Regions from separate parts of the Homo sapiens genome. Here region 2 is linked to region 1. A link is a contact called in ENCODE Hi-C or POLR2A ChIA-PET data. All regions are on one chromosome and are shown on one strand. The core of a region is the stretch at or near the end of the contact, and the rest is flanking DNA. Distances in the headings are between cores, read along the strand shown.

Evidence for each region. Hi-C counts contacts between places; a loop is a spot of excess contacts on that map. ChIA-PET counts read pairs that join two places held with the same protein, here RNA polymerase II (POLR2A). Pooled maps may share reads with other maps.
Region 2: a loop to region 1 is called in a pooled map, with 2.8 times the contacts of the local background. The contact joins two enhancer-like sites. A Hi-C loop is called at or near these places in 8 of 50 pooled maps. POLR2A ChIA-PET finds 5 or more read pairs at or near these places in 2 of 52 experiments (GM12878 and activated naive CD4-positive, alpha-beta T cell).

Annotation. Positions count from the first base shown.
Region 1 is chr2:42,827,320-42,831,271 of GRCh38, forward strand. It overlaps the pseudogene CHORDC1P1. Among named protein-coding and RNA genes, the nearest start is that of TRI-TAT2-1, 19 kb to the left of the region's middle. Within about 2 kb of position 1,317, at least 7 of the 41 ENCODE cell types and tissues checked have a DNase peak (open chromatin) inside an H3K27ac peak, as active enhancers do.
Region 2 is chr2:42,720,101-42,724,244 of GRCh38, forward strand. MTA3 (metastasis associated 1 family member 3) reads left to right here. Exons shown (of 17, transcript NM_001330442.2): 16 at 2,789-2,935. Among named protein-coding and RNA genes, the nearest start is that of OXER1, 42 kb to the right of the region's middle. Within about 2 kb of position 1,976, at least 10 of the 41 ENCODE cell types and tissues checked have a DNase peak (open chromatin) inside an H3K27ac peak, as active enhancers do.

The DNA.
Region 1 (3,952 bases), core at 67-2,566:
GGGGCTTGAATGATGTGTTCCTGAAATTTGGGTTTCAATTCAGATAGTTCTTTCTTCTCAGTAGTCTTTACTTCAGGTTTGACTGGCTCATGTGGCTTCTCACTATTATGTCTACCTTTTGTACAGCCTACAATGCTTAAGAAATCAGAAAAATCAATTGTTCTTCTCTTATATCAAGACCAATCCTTAATGCATCGTGAAAGACTGGAACACCTGGGTGGCATATGCAAGCATCATCGGAATTGATCTCAGGATCGAAGCGCTGACCGCAGCCCCGGTTGTAGCACAGCAAGGCCATTTTCTTTTCCCACCGTCACAGGCAAGGCCCAAACACCGGGAACGGCAAGAGGGTGCATTTGCCACTCCCGTGTCGCTAGCACCGGCCTTGACAGTGGACTATTACAAGGATTTCTGTGGGCCCGCTCTGAGCCGCCGTTTCTGGCCGTGCAGACGGACTTCTACCACACGGTGGCGCTGCGGCTCTGCCATAGAAGGCTCCTCTCGGTCCAGGAGACAGGCAGGGCCGGCCACAGGACCAGCCTCCGACAGCGATTTCATCCGCACCCTGCGGGGCAACGTGGGGGCCTATCCGTAGCTTTCAGCGTTTCCTGGACCCTACCAGGACAAGAATCGCGGGGAGAGGTGCGAAGAAGGTCTGGAGAGGAGGAGGCTTGGGACAATGCAGAGTCCTGGAAGTGAGGCTGACCGCTGACCGCTGTCAGGAGGGACATGGACCGCTGCCGGGGAATCATGGGATTTCCCACCGGCCCAGTCATCTCCCACGTCGGGAAAAGGGAAGAGCTGCTTCCCCATGGCGTGTGCGCGTGGGAAGGGTCTCGGGCAGAGAAGAGGCACTTTTTCTGTCCTCCAGGCTGTTTCCGCCAAATGAAGACCTGGGCTGGAAGAGCCAGGAACAAAGAGGAGAGTCGAGTGCTGAGCACCCAGCGGGAGAGGATGCAGCCCGGTCATCTCACACCTGCTGACCACACAACATCGTCTGCGAGTTCCCCCCACCTACTTCGCCTGCAGCTGCCATTTGGGAAGATGACTCTTGCCTCTTTCACCGTCTGTTTTTTAGATTAGGACTCACGGGCCTAGGGCAGGAGTCAGCTCTTCCAGATCTTTATCGAAAAGTAACATCACACTTGTGCCCAGGGGTTCGAGACCAGCCTGGGCAACAGGACAAACCCCCTTCTCTACAAAAAAACCCACAAAATCTGTGTGGAAGGTGTGTGAACCCTTGGGAAACAGAGTTGCTGTACACGTGTATCAGGCCCTGAGCCAGCTGCAGGGTGGGCATTACTGCTTGGTGCCCTCCGCCCTCACTCTTCCTCCCTGGATGTTGAGGATGGCCCCGTAAACCTTGTTCATAGGGGTCCCTCGTTTTCTGAGACACCTCATCTGAGCACTGACGAGGGGACACAACTCTTGGCTGGGAAGCAGGAGACTGAGCATTGCCTTCAAGCCATCCCCACACATGTGACCTCAGTCAGCATTCTGCCCTTTCATGGGTGTCAGTTGTCTCGTCCATAAAATGGGATGATGTTCTTGTTCCAGCCGGCATACTGGATGACTAAATGAGGGAACAGGTAAGAAGCTGCATTGGAAAAAGGTACCATTCAGCTGCAAGACATCCTTGTGCAGTTCCCCCAGGGCTAATGGGGTTTGGTTGCCCACCTTTGCTGTGTCTCTTCGTGGCGCCAGCAGGTGGCAGCATTGCCTTTGCATGTGCCGGCTCCACCTCTGGCCTCTCCCAGACATGCAGCGTGTAGGGCAGGGGACCATTCTTCACCCAATTCATTTCAGGGGTCATGGGAAGGAGGGATCTGAAATGCCCTGAATGGGAAGGGCCTGGAAAGAAAATGAAAATCTCATTCCTCCCCTCAAAGAAACACAGATAAGCCAGGAGAGCAGGATCTGGTGCATGAGCCCAAGAGGGCTAATGTGACCACTTAGGCTGAAGGGGGACCTTACCTCTCTCTGCCACAACGGTGTCCCCCACCACCTGGAGGAGGGAACTGGGGATCCAGAAGGCTTGGGTCCTTGTCTTTGGTTGGAAAAGTCAGCCAGCATTGCAGTGGGGCAGCAGGAATTCCTCTATTTTTGTGTGTGCAACAGAGTTGAAAACTTAATTCACTCTATAATTTATTTGTGCAAAAAAAAGGTAATTTCCTTATTTATGAGTCTATAATGAATCTGGCCTTTCTTCCAACCCCTGCCTGATGATAAGCGAGAAAAACAATGAAATTTTCAACTTGATTTGAACATCCTGGGGCCAGAGAGTTTAGCCGGTCTTGTTAAGTGATCTTATTAATTTCTCTTGGATAAAATGCTTAGTTCTCAGACTGCTTTGCCCAGCTTCTCCCACTGTGGTGCTGTTGGGGTTTTGTAGACAGTCAAGGGCAGCTTGTGTGGCATCTGGTAGGAGGCATGAGTTGGGATCCTGGGGTGTGGTGTCCTCTAGACCCAGCAAGGTCCCCTGTCCCTCCTGGCCACTGATCATACTAGAAGCTGAGTTTATGAAACTCATGGTCCAGTCCCTCCTGATCTGACTAGAGCCCATGTGGCGCCCCTGGCTGGCCAGCCCTCCTGCACCTGGGCCCCTCCTCCCCACCAAGTCTCCTAGCTGTGCCACCATGGCCCCAGTAGGGCTGCTGGCTCACAGGAATGGAAGTTGGCTTTGAAAGCTGAACTTTAGTGGTGCCTCTCCCTTACCGGGGAGCCCTGGTGCTGGAGGCAGAGGCCGAGTTGGTTTGCAGCTGCCTGGGATGCCACTTCTTCCCAGAGTTCCAATGTGAGTTGGGGACAAGGGCTTCTTTCTCTCAGGGAGGGGTGAGTGGGCCAGTGCTTGGCTCTGCTTGTTATCCTTCTAATCCCCTTCGTACCATCCCCTGGGCAGGAAGGAGGGGACCAACACTCTTCCTCTTCTTGCTCAGTCATCCATTACATAAAATTCCAGGGCCACACCCAAGGAGAGGGATGAGGGAATCCAGGAAACATGCTCTCAAAAGAATAGCCTGCTTTAGAAGACTTTTGATCTGCAGCATAATCCTATTTTGCATGTCAAATACCAAACATTACCACATTTTTTCTTCTGTGCATTCTGTCTATATCAAACATTAATCCTGGTCTCTCTTTAAGCAGAGATGCATGCCTCAGGCCAATGAAGATGAAGATCATGTACCCATCAAGGCAAAAGAGAAAAGCACTGCACTCCAACCCGGGCAACAGAATTATTATTATTATTTTTTAAGAGATAGGATATCATTCTATTGCTCAGGCTGGAGTACAGTCGTGCGATCATAGCTCACTGTAATCTTGAACACGTGGACTCAAGTGCTCCTCCTACCTCAGCCTCTAGGTAGCTGGGACTAGGGGTGTGTGCCACCACACCTGGCTAATTTTTCTATTTTTTTTTCAATAGATGGGGTCTTGCTGTGCTGCCCAGGCTGGTCTTGAACTCCTGAGCTCAAGCAATCCCCTTGCCTCAGCTTCCCAAAGTATGGGGATTACAGGCGTGAGCCATTGTGCCTGGCCCAAAATTTTTCAAATATCATCCTTTTAAGCTTCAAATGTTACCAACATTGGCGAATGCAACCAGAGGAGACATAACACATAAAACATGGGGGGTTTATCCACAAGGAGAATTCACTATCTTGCTGGTGTTAGGATCTGTCCTTCCAGGGAGGATACGCCATGAGTCAGAAGTAGATGCCACTCAGCAAAAAAAAAAGAAAAAAGAAAAAAAAAATCACACCCCTATGTAAAGATGGCGTGGCCCAGTTGGAACCCCTGCAGAGCTCAAGGACTCTCAAAAGGAGGCTCTTAGCCTGGGGCCAAGGCAAGACCAATTCATAGGATGAAAGGAAGGCTGTGATTGGTGGGCTCTTGTCCAGGCTCCTCATTTGTCCTTTCCTACTGGAGGAAATGTGACATGGGCAATTCAAGCCAA
Region 2 (4,144 bases), core at 726-3,225, 110 kb before region 1:
GATTCAGAGGCTCAAAGCTTCTTCTTTGATGTTACTGTACTACCTTATTCCTTGCTTTATTTATTTATTTATTTATTTATTTTATTTATTTATTTTTTTTGAGACGGAATCTCACTCTTCTGTCCAAGCTGGAGTGCAGTGGCGCAATCTCGGCTCACTGCAAGCTCCGCCTCCCAGGTTCACGCCATTCTCCTGCCTCAGCCTCCTGAGTAGGTGGGACTACAGGCATCCGCCACCACGTCCAGCTAATTTTTGTATTTTTAGTAGAGACGGGGTTTCACCTTGTTAGCCAGGAGGGTCTCAATCTCCTGACCTCATGATCCGCCCACCTCGGCCTCCCAGAGTGCTGGGATTACAGGCATGAGCCACTGCGTCCGGCCATTTCTTGCTTTATTTCTCAGGGGTTAAAGAGTTGTTTTGATATCCCCTGAAAATGTCACATGGTTATTGTACACATGACCTACGTAATGGTGGTAATGTCCTTGAAGAGTGCGGTCTGTATTCCCTTGCAGAACTGTCTCCAGATGCCCCTTCCCACCTTGCATGGGAAAGTTTCTGATCACAAAAAATAGAATAGGCCGGGCATGGTGGCTCATGCCTGTAATCCCAGTACTTTGAGAGGCAGGCGGATTGCTTGAGTCCAGGAGTTTGAGCCTGGGTAACATAGCAAAACCCTGTCTCTACCAAAAATACAAATATTAGGCAGGTGTGGTGGTGCGTGCCTGTGGTCCCAACTACTCAGGAGACTGAGGTGGGAGGATTGACCGCTTGAGCCCAGGAGGCAGAGGTTGCAGTGAGCCAAGATTGTGCCACCACACTCCAGTCCAAGTGACCAATTGAGACCCTGTCTCAAAAAAAAAAAAAAAAAAAAAAAGAAAAGAAAAGAAAAAAAGAATATAACATTATTAGCCTTTCCAAGAATAATTGTGTGCTCCTACTGTGGGCAAATTGGTCTCTATATCTACCAGATAGGCCCAGACTGTGCTGTTCTTACCAGCTGAACCACATCCCTACACAATATATTTATGAGTATTTATATGTTGAAAACACTGTACTAAGTGATTTGGGGAACACCAAGATGGGTAAGACCTTGCCCTCAAAATTCTTAGTGTAGTGGGGAAAGCAAGCAGGTAAGAACAATAAAACAAAGGATTAGATCCTGTAAAATAATTACAGGTAATATGCGTTGGGCACTTGGAGGAAGGACTGTTCTTTTTCTTTTTCTTTTTCTTTTTTTTTTTTTTTGAGATAGAGTCTCACTCTGTCACCCAGGCTGGAATACAATGTCTCCATCTTGGCTCACTGCAACCTCCACTTCCCAGGCTCAGGTGATCCTCCCACTTAAGCCTCCTGAATGGCTGGGACTACAGGTGTGCACCACCACACTTGGCTAATTTTTAAAAATTTTTGTAGAGACAGGGTTTCACCATGTTGCTCAGGCTGGTCTCGAACTCCTGGACTCATGCAGTCTGCCCACCTTGGCCTCCCAAAGTACTGGGATTACGGATGTGAGCCACTGCACCTGGCCAATGAGGGAATTTTTTCTAATGAGCGTTAGGGCAGCCTACCTGAAGAAAGTAATAGTTAATTTCAGCCTTAAAAGATATTTAGGATTCGAATAGGTAGAAAAATAGGAAAAGCGTATTCTCTTCCCTCATAAGGCCAAGACAACCAGATGAACAAAGGCTTCAGTGAGTCCAAGGACTTGAAAGCAGCTTGTTTGGTCTAGATGGAGCATAGACTGTGGAGGTTAAATGAAATGCAAGGCTGGCAAACTTGTCATGTCATGTTGGAGAAAAAAAAATCACTTTTTTCGGTGGTAGTATTTAAGCCATTTCTAAATTTTGGCAAGTGTGGGACTTTGACCAGAGCTGTAGTAATTCTAACAATTCCAATGGCTTTTCCTAAATTCCAGTAAATAAGGGTGATATCTCAGCCCTTACCTTCAGTGAAAGGGTGAGAAGGCAGGGTGGCTTGTGTGTAGTTGGCCAGCTGCATGATGACTCTGAGAATCAGTGAGCTGCTAAGCTTTAGAAAAAGGCTGCCCAGCTTTAGTAGTAAACTGAAGTTCTTAAATCCAGTTCCTACAGTGTTACAGTTTCTGTCCATCTACAATAAGAGCACGTAGTTCTGGGCTGTATGGCTAACAACAATATACCTTTGTTAAACATGCATATACCACAGGCACATTATGGTTTTGTGATATATCCTTGGATAAAGCATTTCATCTACCTCTTGACTATTGTATTTGGACTTTGGTTTCAGGTTTCATCTATATCAAAATGTTCTAGGCTGCGAGTAATTGATCCTGGTCCCATACTCTGTCTGGTTGCAGAGCCAGAGGAGGAATCCCGTTTTTCAGAAAGTTCGCATACGTGACATGGTGCCTGGTTTGACAGAGCACAGAAGTGTTTTACCCCCCTCACCCCAAGGCTACCTCTCCAGATAGCCTTTTGATGTCTAATATCTTGAGGAGTCAGATGCCTTATTCCCTTAGTAAATCACATGTTGTATGTGACCTTCTGAAGTGGCTTTTTGTTTTGTTTTTGCTTGTATTCACAACCCGAGGCTCAGAGCTCCAGCCAGCAGGGAAAAAACCAGCTTACTTGATAAGCAAAGCCATGGCAACAACACTTGAAGCTGACTCATTATGCAAGTCCTTGGCTGGCTCAGGAGGAACTGACTCTCAGCTCATTAAGAAATAAGATGTGTGCCTATTAGCCAATGTAAATGCACACAGATTTTTAATATCATGTTCTGAATTGAGAAACCTTTTTTCCCCCATCAGAGATCCATCCTGCAAAGAAACCTAATGTAATTCGATCTACACCAAGCCTGCAAACCCCAACTACCAAGCGGATGCTAACAACTCCAAATCACACATCTCTGAGCATTCTGGGGAAAAGAAACTACAGTCATCACAATGGTCTGGATGGTATGTAAGCCCAGGAATTCTGGAGGCTGTTCTGATAGAGTGCCTTCACACTCAGGCATGTGTCTGCCACATCCAAAAATATATTATAAGCATGTTCTTGTATTCCATGATTGAAGTATGTGGTTGAGGAATAAGGGGGAATACAGCCATATGCCACATTTTGCCAAGGGATAGTTCTCCATCCCATCAGGAGGTACTTATTTGCTCCCATCTCCTGTTAGGAGGCGTTTTTGGAGATGAAATCTGTATTTAGCAGATTGCTTCTGCTGGGTAATAATGTTCTTGCTGTGATGCGCGCTCACTGTTCATTTAAGTTTTCTTGAGCAGAAGGGATTATTTTGCCTTATGTCTAAGACATCAGTGTTCTCTGGGGGTTCTTCAGTGTTCCATGGGTCATTCTAAATTTGGCATTTGTCCCTTCTTTTACCTTATAAATGTTTTTAATTGCTCAAGAGTGCTACATGTCATGAAAGGAATTGCCTGGGTGATGTCCTAAATACAGAAATAATAATTTGCTTGAAATGGAAAAATAGAAATATCACCTCTTATCCAAAGTACTTCTCTTGGGCTTGGCCATGTAATGACTCTCCAGGTGGAACTGAATTATCTTCTCATTTGGACTATAAACACAACCATAATAAATCATCCAGGCAGTATATGTTCTTCATTTCAGTAGTTCTGGACTTTGAAACTGTCTTTATTGTTTAAATGTTGGCATTTATTTATGAATAAAACTCTCTCCAGGCTTTTCATGCCTTCTGGAACTCTAAATTACTTATGTGACAGTAAATTATTTATAATGAGGCCCCAGAGCAAGGATGTGGAGTAGACCTTCTAATAATAATTTCCTATGGTTGTTTTCCTCCATTATGACTTTTGATGTTCATAATAATGTCAAAAATGTGTAAAACAGTGAGGGTGAGGAATTGAGTTTGCATTTATAGGTTATCAATGTGTTAAGATATGGTTGTCAAGAATTTAGCTACCCAGAAGTCTTACAGAAACACTTCCTTTCTAATGAGAACGTTGGCCATCCTTGACACAATATACCTGATGTCTAGACAGCAGAAGGAGTGTATCAAAGTGTGAAGATTGGATGTATTTCTTTCAGCCTTTTCTTGCCCACAACCTTTGGATTCAGGCTTGAATGTAATCTAGAATCTCTCTTTTCCATTATACCACCTCCCTGGCCTTTCTAGGCATATAATA